Linked DNA regions of Homo sapiens: region 1 is linked to region 2. A link is a loop called in an ENCODE intact Hi-C map of the cell type or tissue named here. Cell type or tissue: MCF 10A. All regions are shown on one strand. Each heading gives the region's core, and the rest is flanking DNA. Links, peaks and the distances in the headings are about the cores only. Region 1 overlaps LINC02326 (long intergenic non-protein coding RNA 2326). Region 2 has its middle 290 kb from the start of PRKD1.

The links. Peaks named below come from ENCODE experiments on the same cell type or tissue, not always from the same donor. Only the 100,000 strongest peaks of a DNase experiment are listed, where the experiment ranks them.
Region 1: a loop joins it to region 2, with 6 times the contacts of the local background. A loop is called at or near these places in 7 of 110 quality-filtered maps.

Annotation. Positions count from the first base shown.
Region 1 is chr14:29,011,761-29,022,117 of GRCh38, forward strand. All of the region lies in intron 2 of LINC02326 (long intergenic non-protein coding RNA 2326), which reads right to left. It overlaps LOC107984685 (a long non-coding RNA gene), which reads left to right. Exons shown (of 11, transcript XR_007064101.1): 4 at 7,193-7,327; 5 at 9,520-9,592. Among named protein-coding and RNA genes, the nearest start is that of LINC02326, 48 kb to the right of the region's middle. In MCF 10A, for the core only: a CTCF peak has its summit at 4,741 (motif pointing right); no DNase peak of the experiment used is centred there.
Region 2 is chr14:30,209,424-30,219,780 of GRCh38, forward strand. No RefSeq gene overlaps it. Among named protein-coding and RNA genes, the nearest start is that of PRKD1, 290 kb to the left of the region's middle. In MCF 10A, for the core only: a CTCF peak has its summit at 5,244 (motif pointing left); DNase peaks (open chromatin) are centred at 1,398 and 5,228.

The sequences.
Region 1 (10,357 bases), core at 1,434-9,433, 1.2 Mb before region 2:
AGTACTCTTTTCATCAGTTTTAGATGCATATTTCTGCATGTTTTAACAACTCTGAAATCAGGATGTATCATAACAAGCCACAATCAAAGTATTGTTCCAGTTTGATTAGCAGATATTTTATTACCTATTTGTAACACAAAAAGACATATTGTGTCCTATGGTCCACTCCATGTGCCTTACATTAGGTGAAATCTAGTACTTCACATATATATCTCAATATCTCCACTTCATGTCTACTCCTCTAATTCAACAGTCCTTACATTGAAAATTATAGAACACTGATGAAATAAATTAAAGCACACAGAAATAAATAGAAAGATACCCCATGTTCAGGAATTGCAAGAATTAATATTGTAAAAATATCTATACCACCCAAAGTGATCTACAGATTAAATGCAATTCCTACCAAAATTCTCATGGTATTTTTCACAAAAGTAGAAAAATAATCCTAAAATCTTTATGGAAGCACAAAGCAACCTCAGATAGGCCAGACCAATTCTGAGCAAGATTCACAAAGCAGGAGCCATCACATTTCCTGATTTCAAAATGTATTACAGAGCTAAATAACCAAAACAGTGTGGCACTGGCATTAAAACAGACATCTAAAACAATGGAACAGAATATAGAGCCCAGAAATAAACCCACGCATATAGGGTCAACTGATTATTGACAGGGGTGCTAGGAATACACAATGGGGATAGAACAGTCTTCAATAAAAGGTGTTGGGAAAACTGGAAATCCATATGCAAAAGAATGAAATTGGACTCTTTTCTTACACCATACAAAATGTCAACTAAACATGGAGTGATAAACACTTAAAATGTAAGAGCTGAAACGGTAGAACTCCTAAAAGAAAACACAGGGGGAAAACACCTGGATTTTAAGTTTAGCAGATTACATCAAACTTTAAAGTTTCTCTACAGTAAAGAAAATAATCAATGAAATTAAAAGGCAACCTTGGAATGAGAGAAAATGTTTGCAATCTGAATATTGGATAAAGGGCTAATATTCAAAATATATAAGGAGCTCCAACAATGCAATAGCAAAAATAAGCAAACACACAAGAACCAAATAACCAGATAAGAAAATGGTAAAAGGACATGAATAGATATGCAAAGGACCAACAGATATATGGAAAGGTGCTCAATGTCACTAATCATCAGGGAAATGCAAATAAAAACCACAATGAGATATCACCTCACACCTGTTAGGATGGCTTTAATTAAAAAAAAATAGATGCTGGTGAGGATGTGGAAAAAGGGAACCCTTGGACACTGTTGGTGAGAATGTAAATTGGCATAGCCTCTATGGAAAACAGTAAGACTCATGCAGTTTCCTTGCATGTGGTTGGCCTTCTCTCTCAAACTTCCGTAATCACTCATTCCCCACTTCTTACCTACCTGCCTTGATGAGGTGATCTCTAAACTAGGACCTGTAGGATGTTAATTAGATTAAGAGAATAGCAAAGAATATTTTATACAATCTGACATGTGCAAAAATCCTGTGGCAGGAAGGATTGTAAAAAATGACCAGTGTAAGGTTGAAGTAGAAAGACAATGGGTATAAGCAGAGACTGGAAAGTAATATTGGCACCATAGAATGCAAAGCTTCATGGATCATATTATGGAGTTTTCCCCTTAACCTTAGGGCAATAGAAAACCACAGAAAAGTTTTAAATGTTGGGCACAGGAGGTTATATGGTGAGATATGCATTTTTTAAAAGTCCTTCTGTCTCAATTGGAGGGAAACTAGACTGAACACAGAAGATCAATTATGTTTCTTGCACAAATTAGGGGAAACAACATGGTGTATAGGAAGAACACAGAACCTAGAGTTGAGCAGACTTGAGATCAATCCAGATCCCAGCATTTCTATAACATTGTGAGGATATGTAAGAACATATAAAAAGCTTAACAAACATTAGTTCTCTTTCACCTCTCCCAAATTGGATTCTCCCCAACAAGGTGAGCAAATAACTATATGTTATGCAGAAAGCACATTCACTTTCAAATTTAAAACTTCACCCCAAGGCTTACATTTTTATATCTCAACATATTGTTTTTAATAGCTATAGTATTTCTTATCTTTATACTTTTTGCTTAACATAAAAAGTAAATTCCAGGCCTAAAACTTAATAAGTAGGTAGAGGTAAGCAGAGAAGATTACAATTTGGGCCAACCAGCATAAACTCTAACCCCTTAAACAATGCCTCCTTTTATGTACTGCACTTCATATGGGTATCAGAGTAGAACTGTGTAATGACAGCCCTAATAGCTACCAGTCGTAAAGAAACAACAGAGGAACAAATGTTGAGACTTGAAAGTTGGAAGGATCAATAGCTAGATAGCATTTGTTATATGAGAGCTGAAATTAGATCTTCAAAGAAATACTGCCGAAAGCAAAATTAATTAGGTAATTTAGTATACCTCCAAAATAACTTACTTTAAGATTTGAGTCCCAACATACACTATATATTTCTGTCACTACTAATCTCGTTTAAAGGATTTATCCAATCCAAACTTTGTTTATCTTCTGGCCATTTTATAGTTTAGGATACCCTCTCTAGTATAACTTTTATTAAATATCCTCTTTTTTGAGGATGTGTGTGTTTCAACTTCTCTGTGTAAGTTTCTTAAAGTCAGATAATATTTATCTTTTATCCCTAGCCTCTAGAAAATCATGTCGAACGTGGTGAATACTTACAGATATCAGTTGGCCAGGTAAACATGTCAATTAATTTGGAGAGTCTCTGTTTAAATACCATTCAAGTATTACCTCTTCTGAAAGTCCTTTACTATCTACTTTTATCTTTCTCTTTTTTTCTCCATGGTGTGTATTGTTTTCTGCATTTCTATTCATTGTGCACTTATCTGTTGCCTGTTTCCCTGACCAGAACATGTACTGCATGAGGGCAGGCACTTCGTATTCCTCTCATCTATATCCCCAGGGACTCACACAGAATAGATGCTCAAATATATTTGGTAAATGAATGAAATACAGATTTAGTGTTTTCTCAGTGTTAACTTTTCATATTTGTCAGTACTTGAAAATATGACAGCATTATTCTAGGAAATTGATATTATCTCATTATGATATATTAGGGCTCTCTAGAGAAAAAAAATATATAGTTTTTGTTATTTTTTCTTCAACTTTTAAGTTCAGAGGTACAGGTATAGGACATGCAGGTTTGTTACATATGTAAACAAGTGCCATGGTGGTTTGCTGCACAGACCAACCCATCACCTAGGTATTAAGCCCAGCAACCATTAGCTATTCTTCTTGATGCTCTCCCTCTCTCCACCCGACCCCCGCCTACAGGACCCAGTGTGTGTTGTTCCCTGCCATGTGTCCATGTGGTCTCATTATTCAGCTCCCACTTGTAAGTGAGAACATACCGTGTTTGGTTTTCTGTTCCTGCATTACTTTGCTGACCATAATCGCTTCCAGCTTCATCCATATCCCTACAAAGGACATAATAATCCATGGTGTATATGTGCTACCTTTTCTTTATCCAGTGTATCATTGATGGATATTTAAGTTGATTTCATGTCCGTGCTATTGTGAATTGTGCTGCAATGAAAATACACGTGCATGTATCTTTATAGCAGAATGATTCCTCTGGGTATGTACCCAGTAATGAATGACATTGCTGAGTCAATTTTTTCTGCCTCTAGGTCTTTGAGAAATCACCACACTGTCTTCCACAATGGTTGAACTAATTTACACTCCCACGAATGATGTAAAAGTGTTCTTTTTTCTCAGCAACTTCACCAGCATCTATAGTTTTTTGAATTTTTAATAATAGCTATTCTGACTGACATGAGATGGTATCTCATTGTGGTTTTGATTTGCATTTCTCTAATGATCAGTGATATTAAACTGTTTTTCATATGTTTATTGGCTGCATGTATGTCTTCTTTTGAGAAGTGTATGTTCATGTCCTCTGCTTGCTTTTTAATGGGGTTGTTTTTTTCTTGTAAATTTGTTTAAGTTCCTTATAGACTCTGGATATTAGACCTTTGTCAGATGGATAGATTGTGAAAATTTTCTTCCATTCTGTAGGTTGTCTGTTCACTCTGATGATAGTTTCTTTTGCTGTGGAAACAGTGTGTGTGTGTGTGTGTGTGTGTGTGTGTATATATATATATATATACACACACACACAGAGATGTATATATATATACATCTCTGTGTATATATATGTATGAATGTATATATATCACACATATACACACACAGTCTGTTGGTTCCCCCTTTCTCTCTCTTGAGGTAGATATACGGAAAGATTTAGATATATATCTCTATCTGTCCATCTAGAGACATTTATTTTAAGGAAATTATTTATGCATTTATGAGACCTGGAAAGTCTGAAATGTTCCGGACAGGCCCACACGCTGCTATTCTTGCAATTCCTTCTTCTTCCAAGGATCTCAGTCTTTTGTCTTAAAGCCTTCAACTGATTGGATGAGGCTCACCCACATTATGGGAGGTAATCTGCTTTACTCAAAATCAACTGATTTAAATACTAATCACATCTCATACCTTCAAAGAAACATCTAGCCTGGCATTTGGCCAAACAACTGAGCACTATAGCCTACCTAAGTTGACACATAAAATTAACCATCACATGGGAGAAGAAACCTAATATCTAAGTCTTCTTTCTATCCCCTGGATTGCCAACAGGGAGCCTAAAAACTGCTTGCACAGCTGCCGCCAGCAGAGGGCACCCTGAGGCACAGGTTTTGAGGGTCTTAAGTCTGTGCTCTACCTACTCTGCGTGGTCTGCAGCCCAACAGCACCTACACCACCTGGGACCTTGTTAGCGGTGCAGAATCTCAGGCCCCATCCCAGATCTAGTGAATTAGAAACTGCATGTTAACAAGGTCGCCACGGCATTACTATGCACGTTAAGCAACTGCAATGTTCTTCCCAGGAAATTCCAGACAAAGAAATCTATCTTAATATTCCACTCTCCATTTTGCATTATGGGCCACCACATAGGATAGAAAAGATACTTGTGCTGGTTGGCCTGTCTGCCTTTATTTAGGGAGAACACTTGGGCTCAATGAAAATCAGACGCATGAGAAGTAGGCATAGCCTTCACTTCAAGATAAGCCTTCAAGGAAGAAGCAGCCGGGTAGAAGGCCGACTGTGTTGCCTGTTGAAAGACAGGTTCTTGATATGAGTGCAACAGTTTCTAGCCACTGTGGCCTTGAAAAGTGTTTTTCCTTTGGATGTAGCTTCCTTATGTATATATTGGGACATTTGGATTAGCTCATAATCTTTAAACTGACTTCAAGCCCTGATATTCTGCTATTAGATGAAATAATATGCAGAAAAAAAAAACCTGTGAAAATGTGTGGTAAAAGGTAAGGTAATGATGAAGAGGACAACTGAATTTAGCTGCTGGGTGTTCTCATGGAAGAGGTAGCTTTTAACATATGGTATTATAGAATCACTGGTGTGCTTTGTTGCACAAGAAGAATTTCAAAGTCCCACAAAATGTCTACACATAAGATTTAACAAATTCTGAAATTTTATCTTTGAATTAAGAAAAAGTCAGTTTTTTAAACATATGCATACACTGATGAAGAGGCTTTTTTGAGAGACAATTTTTGCCTGGGTATAGATGGAGAGAGTATGCACACAGTTTGAATGAGATGGAAGAAGAATGAGAGTTTTTGGAGGAAATAAAATGGCTGAAAAATTAGATTTATATATATATATATACACATATATGTGTATATATATGTATATGTGTATATACGTGTATATACGTATATACGTGTATATATACGTGTATGTGTATATATGTATATGTGTATATATACGTATATGTATATATACATGTATATGTATATGTCTGTATATATGTATGTATGTCTACATACATATGTGTGTATATATGTATATACATATGTGTGTATATATACATATATACATATATACATGTGTGTATATATACATATATACATGTGTGTATATATACATATATACGTGTGTGTATATATACATATATACGTGTGTGTATATATACATATATACGTGTGTGTATATATACATATATACGTGTGTGTATATACATGTGTGTATATATACATGTGTGTATATATACATGTGTGTATATATACGTATATACATGTGTGTATATATACGTATATACGTGTGTATATATACGTATATACGTGTGTATATATACGTATATACATGTGTGTATATATACCTATATACATGTGTGTATATATACGTATATACGTACATGTGTGTATATATACGTATATACGTACATGTGTGTATATATACGTATATACGTACATGTGTGTATATATACGTATATACGTACATGTGTGTATATATACGTATATACGTACATGTGTGTATATATACGTATATACGTACATGTGTGTATATATACGTATATACGTACATGTGTGTATATACGTATATACGTATATGTATATACACTACATACATATATACATATATGTATATATGTATACATGTATGTATATATGTATATATACATATATGTATACACATGTATACACACAATGTGCACACATGCATACACATATATGTGTACATACACATGTATACACACGTATACACACATGTATACACACATATGTATACACACATATACGTATATGTATATATGTATACACACATGTATACAGATATGTATACATACATATATACGTATGTGTGTGTATATATATACATGTATATGTGTGTATGTATATGTGTGTATGTATATACATGTATATGTGTGTGTATATATATGAAAGAAGGTGCCAATCCAGGGTTTTGGGTTGAGTGCTTTGGGATACGCCACAATATAGGAATATGAGGTATGATGAGCAAGTGCTGGTCTCTAGAGTCTCAGAATTAACTGAAACCTAATTATTATATGATCTTAGGCCTGACTGTGATTGGAAACACTAGGATCTTCGATCGAGTTATTCTATGTAAATTTAACAAAATAAAGCTTCTAAGAAGGAACTGCACTAAAGATTTGATGGGTCATGAGATGAGGTGGTATAATTAATACATTCACCCAGGTGCATTGACTTCAGTGTGGGATTTCTTTCCTTCATCAACCACATTTATTCAATTAGCAAATCCCTTTTCTTCAAAATTGACCTTAATTCTCTCCTTAATTCTCTCTCTCTCTATGTTCCTCTATGTACAGGGCTACCTTAATGAGCAGCCAGGATGCCATCATCTCCGACCTGAATGACAATAACCTCCAAACCAGCCTTTGTATACTCCTTCCTGCTGCTCTGCAGTCCACTTCCACAGACCAGCCAACTGAATCTCCTTATAGGTAAAGCCCTGTCACACCTCTCCATTTTAAAATTTCCTATCAGACTTAGAATTCTAACTAAATTTGTTTCTGTGGCCAATCCTGTCTCTAATATCAGATTTCAATTTCCTGATCATTCAACATTTTATCAGACACATCGACCTCTGCCATTTGTCAAATACTAGATTCTTCTCTGCCCAAGAGTGTCTTCTTATGTAGGTATCTGCCCAAAACATCCTTTGCTGTTCTCCGTATGGTGGGCTACTTCTCACCTTCTAGGAAATATTGTGCTTTAAGCCATCAAATAATCTATTATTAGAAAGGATTTGAACTCACCATCCAACATGTCTTGAGTAAAAGGATAGACAACTATTTAATTCCAAATTTCCTTAGGCATATTCTGTTATTTATTTGGTTATCTTTGAAGTATAAGTCCAATATTTTCCTTTCTATGCACTCATTTCACTCATGAAAACTATAAATCAACAATGTTTTTGCGCTGTGTATTCATATGTACTGAGACTGCCATTTTCTCAAAGTACTCAGTGTATAAAAGCCAGGAATGCATACAAACTATTTAACAAGGAAAGAGGCTATTATGATTTTCAATCAACTGGCTGGATCCTTTGTTCTCTAAACACCTTTAAGTGACTTTTCTAAGAAAATTTTCCCACCCAAATTAGGGTAAGAGCTATGAATGTATAAAACAGGGAATGGGCATGGCAGAAGGAACCAGATTTACGTTGGTTTCACAGAAAGCCTTTCTGAGTGACATTTAAGCTTAGACCTAAAGTTTGAGAGGGAGTCAGCTAAGAAATAAGAAAAGGGAAGAGCATTTCAGACAGAGAAGAGCATGCCTAAAGATATTGAGGGAAGGAGTCTGGTATTTCCTAGGAGCTGAATGAGGAGGTGTGGGTGAAAAGCAGCAAACATAAGGGGTGGAGGAGACAGGGCTAGTAGATGAGAATAGGCAGGAGATAGATCTTTCAGTACTTGAGAGGACATGTTAGGAGACTTGGAGTTTATTTTAGCTGCCCTGGTTAGCCACTGGAAGTGTTAGGCAGGGAGTGACACGATCCTATTTGCTTTATAAGAATCTCACTATATTTACCCATATTCTACACAGATAAAAATATGTAAATTGATTTGCTCTGATCTTTCATCATGATTTACATGTTAAAGATTTCTGTGTTAGATATCAATTACTTCTGAAAACTAAAATTTCTTCTTTAATATTTAGTGAAGATCTTTGAGTGAAAGCAATACATGTAAACAGCTAGGGAAAATAAGGAAGAAAGTTACATTGTCACACTCAACATTTTAGACAAAACCATCTATGCTATCATTGTAGCACCTAAACAAGTCTAGACAGTTTCTATGTATTTCCAGATTTCTGTTTTTTGTTAATGTTTTAATATAATCATTTTCCTGTATTTAATAATTCTTCTTTTAACTAACACACTGCACAGCAATTTATTATATGGTTAGGTTATACATTACTGGGCAGTTAGGTTGTTTCTTTTTAAATTCTTTTGATTAAAAACATTTGGTGAGTAGTTTATTTATATATAGATATTTGACTATATTTCTAATTATTTTATTGGCTTAGATTCTCAGAAGTGGAATTATTGGGTTAAATACCACAGATGCTTTTAAAGACTTTGTTACGCTTGTGTTTGGGCATGCTTGTCATCCTATCCCAATACATGCACTGAACATTACATCTATTTCAAACCTTTAAAATTAGAAAGGTAGCTTTTGGCGTCTTCTAGAGGTTTTTTTATTGTTGTTTTAATTTTTATTTCTTCATTACCTTTGGTTTAAAAATTTTGTTTGTTAGTGATTTATACTACTTCTTTTCTAAATTATTCATGTCCTTTGAATATTCCTGTAAGGGGACTTATTAACATTTTGTTTGTTGATTTGTAAGTTCGTTATAAATATTTTCAGGTTCTTCTTTGGCTTGTTAATTTTGCTTGTAGGTTTTTGTGATTTGCAGATATATATTTTATATTTGAATGGAATCAGATCTAGAATTCTCCTTTATGAACATTGCTGTAAAGTCTAGAAAGTTTTTCTCCATCAAAATATTCAATGAGTTTTCATATCTATTTTCTTAGTTTTTTTGAACTATACAATTTAGACATAATCTTAGAATAATGTGTGATGTGATGATCAAAAATAAACATCTCAAGCAATTTTTTATTCAACAGATTCATAATGGCCATCAGCACAAAGATGTTTTATCTGCAGTCAACCAGTCATGTTTCATGATGGCATCAAAATGTGAGTACATTTTGTCTATGGGTTCCTGGAAATATGGTACTCTGGTGACCCCATAAAGAGCCAGTGTTTATTCTATAGGTTAGCACATATTCCCTTGGCAAAGACATCCACACAGAAGTGAGGTAGCAAGATCTCAAAGTGCAAAAGATAATGAAAGAACAAGACTTGTAGAACACAGCCTTGGATAATACTTAACAGGAGTGGATCAAAATATGAGGTCAATAAAAGATATTTAAAAAAGATTAGCAAGGAGAATGAAAATCAAGAGAATATGTTGTCATTATACAAAGGGAGAAATAAGAGCATGTAATCAACAGAGCCAAGTTAATGGTCATGGATGGTGCGCTTATCATATGATTAAAGAAAACAGCATCTGCCTTCATGGTGAAATATGCTTAAAAAGTGATTACATTTTTATTTTAAAAGGTTATATTTCATGTCTTCTTAAATAAAATCTTCTTATATAAAATATTTAACCTGGCTTTCAATATTGGGAAGAATTAGTGTGGGCGGAAGGAAGTTAAGTGGTGTTCTAAGGGAAAGATGGTGTATCCAAATGTGTACGTATACCCAGAATAGAGAATAGAATGAACACAGAACTAAACATGTTCTGTCTGTGGACTATAATTTTAATTTCAAACCCCCTTGAAAGGTCCATGAAAGAGAGACGTGCAGTGCGGACTTCAAATATATGACATGTGAACATTTATACATAAATATGTATTCATTTATTAGGACAATAAAGAATTTTATTTCTTTCTTTTT
Region 2 (10,357 bases), core at 1,067-9,066:
ATATATGGCTTTAGGTAGTGTCTTAGTCCATTTTGTGTTGCTATAACAATATACCAGAAACTAGGTAAATTATTTTCAAAAGAAATGCATTTGGCTCATGGTTCTGGAGGCTAGGAAGTCTAAGATGGGGGGGCTGCATCTGGGGAAGGTCTTCTTACTGCATCATTTCATGGCAGAAGGCATCACATGGCAAGAGAGCAGAAAAGAACAAGAGAGAGAAAGATAGGGCTGAGCTTGCTTTTATCAGGAACCCACTCCCATGATAACAGCTTTAATCCATCCATGAGGACAGAGCTCTCACAGGCTAATTACATCTTAACAGTTCCCTTTTTAATATTGTCACAATGGCAATTACATTTCAACATGAGTTGTGGAGGGGACATTCAAACCATAGCAATAGGTATCTTGTTACTATGTCTTAAATTTATTTGGAAAATAAGGTTTTGGGGGGAGAATGACAAAAAGGGAGTCATATTGTGGCTTCTAAAGTAAGGACAATTTGCTCAATATGCCAGGTAGAAAGAGACGGTCCATTTGTTGAAACCTGCTAGATGATAGGCCACATGCTGGGCGCTTTCCTTGGTACACCTAGGTTCTTCCTCCTAACAATCATCTGAGGTGTTGCACAGGTTGGACAGTATGCCAAGGCCAGAACACTAGTCCCCAAAGCCTGAGCCCTTTCTAGAACCTTATGCTGTCTTGTCAGTACCACATACTGATCTGTTGACATTTGAGCTGTCTGGTAGAACTAAATAGAGAGTAAAGTAACTGAATGTACAGTTTAGTCCAGTTTTCATTTGGCCCAGCTACAGATACTTGAAAATGCCAATAACGTAAGTGAACAACTTGCCTAAAACCGTATGATAGTATTATTCCTATTAATTTGACTAAGCTGTGGAAATACAAGATTCACTATCCACACATACATACACAGACACACGGAGACACACACACACACACACACCCCACCACCACCACCACCACCGCTATGATACCATATACACAAAAACACACAGAATCCTTTGATTCTCATTCTTCTCCCTAAAACAGTTCAACTTCAAGCACATTGCTAAATGCAAAACTGATTATTTGGCAACTGAAGTAGTTTAGCCTGAGTTGCTAAGAGATCTGGTGCCTTAGAGATTCTCTTCTTAATTAGGCCCACAGATCTATTAATTCTATAGATGTGGTGCCTGCAAAGAAATGATCAGGTTTTCCAGAGCTGGTATCACAAATACGAAATGATAACATACAGGTATACATCACAAAGACTAAAGACCATAAGAAGATGGGACACTGGAACCAGGAACCAGGCTGCAGGGCCGCACTTCATTCCCACTCTGTGTTGCTGTGTGCTCTCCCTGGAATAGTCCCATGAAAGCATGTATTTCCCTGAACCTCTGACAGAGCAAGAGGTGAGTCATCAAAGTGAGAAAGGCCAAACCTTAAAGGCAAGAGCAGCTATAGAGGGGTTTGGGACATTGATAGAAGAACCACGAACCAGTAGTTTCATAATGGGCTAATCAGACCTGAGACCAAGCGAAGCTGTACCTCAAACCTCAGACCAATCTAGTGGGATAATGCTTGAGAATGTGGAACTGGGATCCTGCCCTTTCTCTCTTCTCCATCACTCCATAAGATTAAAAAATAATAATAATAACAATGTGCTTTTGATCGTTTCACCTCTTTCTCAAACTATTTTCTTCATTTATGAAAGCAGGCACTAAATGTAAGTGTGGGCTTCAGGCACAATCTTTGTGCAGTAAAATTAATTTGCACTGTCAGGTTTAATCTCAGTCTGTGAGAGACTTCCTTTGCCCCTTTCCTGAGGGCATGTGCACACACACTCACACTCACACCCCTACGGGCTCATTTGAAGAGAGGCTTTTGTCATCTGTTCGAATTTGAGATTCAAAAAGGTCCCTAAGATTTACAAAGGAAACATAGAGGGCAGGAAAGACAGAACTTGGACACCCCATGCCTAGAATAAGCCATGCAGCTCTTGCATCCCTGAGCAGAAAGCTCCAACACTTGGCCTGGATCTCTGGTCTCTTATGATTGACTTTGGACTTTGATCTCTTAGTCTCTTGTCCTTGAGGAAAGCAGAAGTATTTCCACATTCTTGTGGCCCCACATAAAGGCTTAGAAGGAATTCTGAATCATTTCCTATTGAGAATTGTAACACCAACATAGCAGGGGGAACATTAGTATTTAAAATATTCTCACAACAAGATTTAAATTTTCCTTTTGGTTGGTTCCAAATTTCCATTGACTCTAACTTTAATTATAAACTGAATAAAGACAGTTTTAGAAATTTCTACCTCAGAGTGATTTTTCCATTTCTGCCCTCTTACTTATTCTGGGGAGCTTGGGGGATAGCAGTGGTGCCAATGTTGAGTGAAAATTAAGCAACCTAATGAATTATTCCTTGTTAATAATGTCTCTGGCAGGTAATAGCCATTTTTATAGACTTTTTCTAGAGACAATGCCTTATCCAAAATAAATGATTCTAATGATTGTACTATAGTAGGCCAGTAAGGGAAAAGTCTAAGGACTTTGTAGTATACTTCAAATCCTATCATATAGATGGTAACATATTGCCTATGGATAAGCCAACTGTGGGCTTATGTACACAGAAAGCAGAGAAGGGAAAAAAACCTCATTAATCTCTATGTTGAACGCTAGTTTAAAAAAATCACTAAGCATTTAAATGATTCATTCCACTGAATGCTAAGTAAGAGGAAATCAACCTACTTTTTTATGGTCTTTGCTTCTGATTTACATCACAGCCTATGCTATAAGCCTTCCAGACACCAACTGAGATTATACCTGGTGGTTGCTCATCTCCTGGGTAATATGATCAATTTGGACAGTGGTTGTTTACAACTAGCCCTTTGTGACCAGCTAAGAACGAGATGATGGACTCAGATCACTAAAATGGGCAATCAGCAGCCCCTGGGAATAAAGCAACACGGCGTCTTTGTTGGCTTTGAATGCCCGCATTGAAATAGGATGATTTCACCTGGTGCAGCACCTCCCAAAAGATAGCATCTCCACCTCCCTGCTCATGCTCAAGTGCCTGCAGATGGAATTAGACTGGAATGTGCCACCAGAGAAAGGCGTGACTACACAGAATTTACAGATTTAAATAGACATGTTGTGAGATGCAAGTAAACGGATATTATGTGATGACAAGCACTGCCCTCCTAGACCTGATGCTCTGGTTGGGAAACGTTACTTGCCCACGTGAAACAACCAGAGAATACAAGAAAACCTAAAAACAGGTGCTAAATTGTACAGCAATAGACTATACACTATAAGCGAAGGTTAGGGACAGTCTTGTTTTATAGATAGGATTTGAGGTAAGTTCTGCTCTTAAAATTGAGAGATCCCCTGGAATGAGGCAGAAGGTTGGCTGGGGCTGGACCAAATGAGGTTAATAGATGGACTCTGCTTTTCTTTACTCCATTCATTCAACAACTAAATGAAAAGCCTCTACGTGCCAGGCAGTTTGCACTGTGGTGGGTATATGATTTGGAGCAAAACACAGAAACCCAGGAAAAACAATGAGTGAAATGAGAGACATTTAGGCATATGAAGTAAAGAAATATCTGGAAAACAGCCCTTCCTTCGCCATAAGAAATTTGTATTCTGTCACTCTCTGTCCATATACACTCTCTCTATATATATAGTAGGACAAATGCTGTTTCAGTAGCATTCTTATATATGATATTTGCCCTATTTACAAACAAGAAACAAAATAAGAATAAATCAAAGTGAAATTTTCTTCCTTGGCACATTACAGGTTTTTATTCTACAGTTAGTGGAAAACTTCTTTATTTCTAAACTGTATTTACCAGATAAATAATCACATAGCACTTGAATTCAAACCTTTGATCTAAATTTCCCAGATTCCTGAGACCAAAATGTTTTCAGAAAAGAGCTTGAAATGGTATAAAATATGAAGCATTTTCTTTATAATTGTATGGTATAGTAAAAAAAGTTTAGGAATTAGAATCAAAATACTAGTTTTGAGTGCTGGAAATACCACTAATTGACTATGATCTAGGCAAATTATTAATAATTTCTAAATCTCAGTTCCTCACCTGCAAAAAAATCCAAATGGCAGGATCATTGTAAGAACCAAATAAGATATTGTGGATGAAAGTGTGTCAGGAACTATAAACCATTATACCAATAGTTATTATTATTAACATCATCTTTGTAATAAAGGAGATGTGTATTATGTTACATAGTGTTTGGGTTATTTTTGTTTTGGTTTGGTTTTGTGTTTTTTTAGATCTCTTTCATTACCCAGCACAATGCTTGGCACATAGTAGATGACAAATGTTTGTTCAATGAAAGAATGAATAAAAAGATAATGCTTCTGACCATATATATTGACAGGATGTGTGCTTTGAATTACTTTTCTAGAAGTGGTGAAGAATCTTTGTAGAGCTGGTTAAGTGGATTTTCCGTGTGCGATCCTGGGATTTTTTTTTTTGTTTGTTTTCTTCTTTTCTGTAGCATACCAACTGACTCTGACTGGAATCAAACCTATGCCCTTAGTGTCTCAGGTAGCAGTTGCTCTAACCAAGGAAGTGAATCAATCCAGACTAAAGAGAAAAGATGATAGTATATACTGAGCCTAGTCCTATAGGCTACAATGTGTGCAGGCTTCATAGGCCCACTTTCTAAATGATGAGTAAGAAAATGGGGAGGCATTATTTGCCTCTTTAAGAAAAGCACATATAATGAGCTCACACTTTCACCTTCCACCCATCAAAACAGTGAGTCAGAGAATCACAGAATGCTGCTTTCTTCCAAAGTCCCTTGTATCCAGACTTTCAGACATATCGTACCCCTCACTTCCCTAAATTTTCACCTCTATGGAATGCACACAGACATATGGGTAAATCAACAACAACCCTCAAGGAAGCTATAACCACCCAGCGTGTACATTTTGCAACTCTTTCAACTCGCTTCCCATCCTGCCCATCCCCTACACAAATCAGGTTTGAATGCCCAGGCTTGTCACCTGGTATACAAAAATGCAGTCTAACACTGTATTTATTAGCAACCCTTTTCCCTTATGTTTAATTTATTGTTACATTTTTTAAATGTACAAACAGTTATACCAGTTTTATACACAAAACCACAGGTACCGTTTTGTATCTGTCAAAATTCCAGCAGCCTGTGGAGAGAGACAGTTGAATAGATGTCCTATGCTGCCATCTAGTGCTTTTGTCAAGACACGGACTTGTTCATTTTTCTGGAAATGAGGAAACAAAGGCAGCTCAAGGCACCCAAATTCTGGAAGAGCTACTGATATGCATTATTAAACAGATGCATTTATGACACTTGGACCACATTCCCTGGAACCAAGCAACTTAACTTGTTTTCACACAATGGCAGCTTACACCCCTGCTCTTGACTGGCAAAGCTCTGGCCTACCCTGGAGGCACCTGGTTTAAATCCAAACTGACTGGGCAAGCAAAATGCCCCTCTGAGCCCCTTTCTACAGCTCCCATCTGGCCAAGGTTCTCTTGGCATGTCTCTTCCTCCAGGAGGGACAGTTTTATCTGAATGACTTGCCTATTACTTCAATTCTGATAGAAGGCACAAAGGAGTCAGATGGCTTAAAAAAATCATTATCTTTAAAATTGACTAAAACAGCAGCCATTTTCCTTATAGTGGCCAAAAGTGAAGCTTCTGAATTTGTCTTGCTCCTCAGCTCACGGGATTTGTGTCACTCGTTAGATCCCAGATCCTTTTCTGAATCCCCCCCTTTATCTTTTCTTGGATCTCAAAAGTACCTTTCTTCTCCTCAATTAATCAATCAGCACATCTCTGTGTTGCACACACGCTATGCTAAAAGCACTATATCAGACACCGGTTAGTGGGTGGATAAATCAAATGAAAATAACCTTTCCATCTGCGTCTCTGATCACTTCCTGCCTCTGGCCTCAAAGAAGCTTCACCATCCGCCTCCTTGCTACTCTTTAACCCTTTCCTCTTTCATGCTTCTTTTTCTTTTCCTTTAACTATACACAAACCTCTCTTCTAGTTAAAATAAATATAAGAACTTTACTTGAACCCTCCACACTTTCCTGCTACCAGCAAATTTCTTCCTTCCGTGGTTGTATCTTTTTGTATTTTTATCTCAATGAAATGGAGAATTCACTAACCCAATATGCTAATCTCCCAATATAGAATCAACCGCCTAACAAATTAGACGGTGTCCTTCCAACAAGACAGAGTGAGTATCTGTTAGGGCTGCAGCTCCTGAACGTGACTCCTGAAATGGAGAGGAGGTTATCATAGATGACCTCTGAGTTCCTCTGATTTCGATTCTGTCCTTTCTAAACTTTATTTTATTATAGTCTCTACTTCTGCAGCCACTCCCTACTTAACCATGCCTGTAAACTCATGACTTTCTCAAAAGGAAGTTAGCCTCTCTAGATGATCAGATTCCATTCCCCCTTCTTGAATTCATTGCTTCGTCATGACACCCTGATTACAACCCTTTCTTGAAGCACTCTCTATTCTATTCGCCAATTCTATTTATCAAATACCTCATTGTTTCCAATGGTTTTACTGATTTCTTCTCTTCCCTTATTGAGGACTATATCTAAACTTGGATTTTGTCCATATCTATGTCTGTGACTTTACAAACACATTTACTCACTCCCACTGTATCTTCACACAATGCTTCATGATGACAGTGATGGTGATCATGATAATTTGATCACATAATTCCACTTCCACAAAGGTCTTAAATCTTCCATTTCTACTGTGATTTTTCAAACTCTTTCCAAGCCCATACCATCATTTATCCGCATAGCAGAATAGTTCTTCTTGGTTGTCCCATCAACACTATAATAGTAAACTTTGGATTCATGATTCTCACCCTCAAAATGGCATACTTCCCAAGTTTGTCCATTACTATCAATGGCAACACCATGGCCAATCTTCAGCTAAGCTGAGTATCTTAGATTCGTTTTGGAGTTATCCTTCTTTAACTCCTGATATTTAATCTTTCCCCAAGACTTGCAAATTCCTTCTTCTTTATTTCATTCAAATATGCATCTTTATTTCCACTTCAGCAACCAGTTTACGATGAGGTTAAATCCTCATTGCCTTATGCCTGGGTTGCAGAGAAACTTCTAGGGCAGCTCTCCTAGCTTCCAGTTCCACTCCTGTACCAGTTCCTCTTACAAAGAAGTTTGGGTAGTCTTTCAACCAGTTTGCTGTCACGTAGCTTACCTGTTAAAAGTCATAATAGCTTCTTATTGCCTCTCAATATCACATCCATTTCTGTAGCCACACACATTCAAGGCCCTTCTCCAACTACATTTCATTTTCTTTCACTCGCTCCCTGAACGTGTCCCAAGTTCCAGTCAAATTCACTTTTCTAGCATTCTCTGCACAGGAATATTTTGCACACAACAGTCTTTCCCTCTGGAATGCTCATTCACTCCTTCCAAAAACTAGGTCTTATTAATTTCTCAAAATGCACACACACCTGATGGCAATCTAAGATGGATAACATCTGTCTTTGATCTCTCTTCTACTCTGAGATCCTCCTCAGTGGTCGCACTTTCAGGGAAATCTGGATGCTCATAAAAAGAATGTGAACAAGCCATTGTTTGATGGCCTCCATGACCCCAGTAGATAGATGGTTTCTGCTTTCTGGCCTACGTGCATGTTGTTGTGCCTTACCAGGAGAGCCACATGATGTCCAATTTATGTGGTTTGCTGCTGAGGCTGGATGCCCATGTCGTTTTCAGATTAGGAAGTTTTCTGGAATAGGATCTTCCATTATACCCTAGATGAGTGATGAAGATGAAGTAAGAGGACAATCCAAGAAGAACTTTTTGACATTGTGATTAATGCATCAATTTTGACAAAATCATTTTGATGTAGCTACTTTGACATCAAAATGGCACTTTCAATATGTAAGATCACTATTTTTCTTGTCATTACTAATTAACATGCAAAATCAATATCCTTGATCTTTACTACACTCTTAACTGTCAACATAATGTGTATTTTAAAACACTGAAAGTCAGAGGCTAAAATATTATGTCAAAACCATGTTTCCATGACAAAAAGTTCCTAGCATCAAAATGACTGTGCCAAAGCAGCCAGGTGTAAATCTCATGACAGAATTGCTTTGGGGTGAACTGGTGAGTATGGTATGAGAGGTGACAACAGAGCTCTGAGGAGAAGGCAGTAACATATCCATGGGTCTCAACTGGTAGCACAGACACCCAAGAGGAATCATGGCCAGTAGATATGGTTCTCAATGGAGAAGGTATTAGAGGTAGACTCGTAAGTCACTGGTCCCTCTAGCAAGTGGTCTTCTTTTGTTTTTTTGTGTGTGTTTGTTTGTTTTTTGAGACAGAGTCTTGCTCTGTCACCCAGGCTGGAGTGCAGTGGTGCGATCTCACCTCACTGCAACCTCCGCCTCCCAGGCTCAAGCAATTCTCATTCCTCAGCCTCCTGAGTAGCCACGGATGTTCTTTATGAGCTTAAAATGGATGGATAATTGGCCCCTGTGCAAGGGCTTAAGTTGCCTAATGCTCCTGTATCTATCACAGGCCCAAACCTGGCCATGAGTATTTATTCCTCTATCCTCCAAAGCTAAAAGCAATAATGGGAGAGAACATCCCAGCACCTTGGGAGGCCATTGTGGGCAGATCACTTGAGGTGTTTGAGGCCAGGAGTTTGAGACTGGCCTGGCCAACATAGCAAAACCCTGTCTCTAATAAAAAGTACCAAAATTAGCCAGATGTGGTGGCGCATACTTGTAGTCCCAGCTACTCAGGAGGCTGAGGCATGAGAATTGGCCAGGGGTATTCTTTATGAGCTTCAAATGGATGGGTAATTGGGCCCCTATGCAAGGGCTTAAATTACCTAGGAATGAGTATTTATTCCTCTATCCTCCAAAGCTAGTAGCAAAGTAATAGGAGAGAACATGGACAAGGGGGCTCTAACAGCATGATCATCAGCTTTATCAAGAGTGTGTTTTGTATTTCTTCCAAGAAAGTTTCTTGCAGATAGCTAATTTATTTTTTACCCTATCATATTCCAGCAGGTCTGTAACTAGAGTGGTACCCTGTACCCCATAATTGCTCCGTGTTAACAGTTCACAGATGAGTAACTTGTCCCTGGCAATTCAAAAAAGGCTACTGTAGTTTGAGATGATAGATATCCTTTTTCTCTAATAGAAAAAAAAGATGTGTGGGTAGGGAGGGAACATTATAAAAAAAAATTTTTTTTCATGTCATTTATTTGTTTACTTGTTTATTGCCTACCTCTCTCACCTCATTCTCATTAGAATGTTGGCTCCATGAGAGCCAGGACACTGCTTCTATTCATTGATGTTGTCCCAGTACTTTGCACATTGATTGGCACACAAATATTCAATAAATAATTATTAAGTAGACAATTATTTTTCCACCAGAGAAAGAGGGTCCCTTTGGACTAACAGTCCCAAAAAGGAATGGTTTGGTCCATTCCAAAACAGCTTTGTGATTAGCTATGTTTTTCTCTGGGCCTTTTACTGCTCAGAATCCCTGCCAGGGAAGAAATGCTAAAGCTCCCATCTTTTAAATATGTAGATCCCTGACATTTGGTTGCTTCATGAATTTTGCATTGCATAATGACAAGTGTTTAATTTTATAAACTGCTCCTGTAATAGATCATTTTCAAGGAGAGGCATAATCTGGAAATGCAGTGTAAAGTACTGTTGCCGAATTAGACAAATGTCTTCCCCGAGCCAGCGATCCTTTCCGTAGTAAATGTTTTCAAGCATTGACGGATTGGAAGCCATGGAAATAGTCTCAACACCCAGCTGGCTGACTGAGTCAGAAATGAGATGGCCCATGGATGCTTCTCTTTTCCAGGCTGCTGTGTACCAACCCCAGAGTATCTTGGGAGTAGAGAAAATAAAAACAATTGACTTGTTTCCTAAGACCCAAATGGACTTGCTCAGCCTGATTTTGAATTCTTTTTCCATTGCCACAAAAATTGAAGGTAGAGGTAGAAAAAGGGAATCGTGATTTCTGGGTTCTAAAAAGGATAGTTTGGTGCTTTATGGTCTATCTCAAGCATATATGCAATACCATGAGGCCAAAGAAAATGTCTCTAGAAAAGCTCGTGGTGATTTGAGGGTATAATGGGAGGAGAAGCCACACCAATGGGCCAAGTTATGGATAATCCATGCTTTGTGCTCCATGTTTCTGTCACTGTTTGGCCTCAGCAAACTCACTGACCCTCTCTGTTCCTTGGTTTCCTTGTACAAAAAATATGCTTAATATGCTTAATAGTGTTCCCTATTTAACAGAATTCT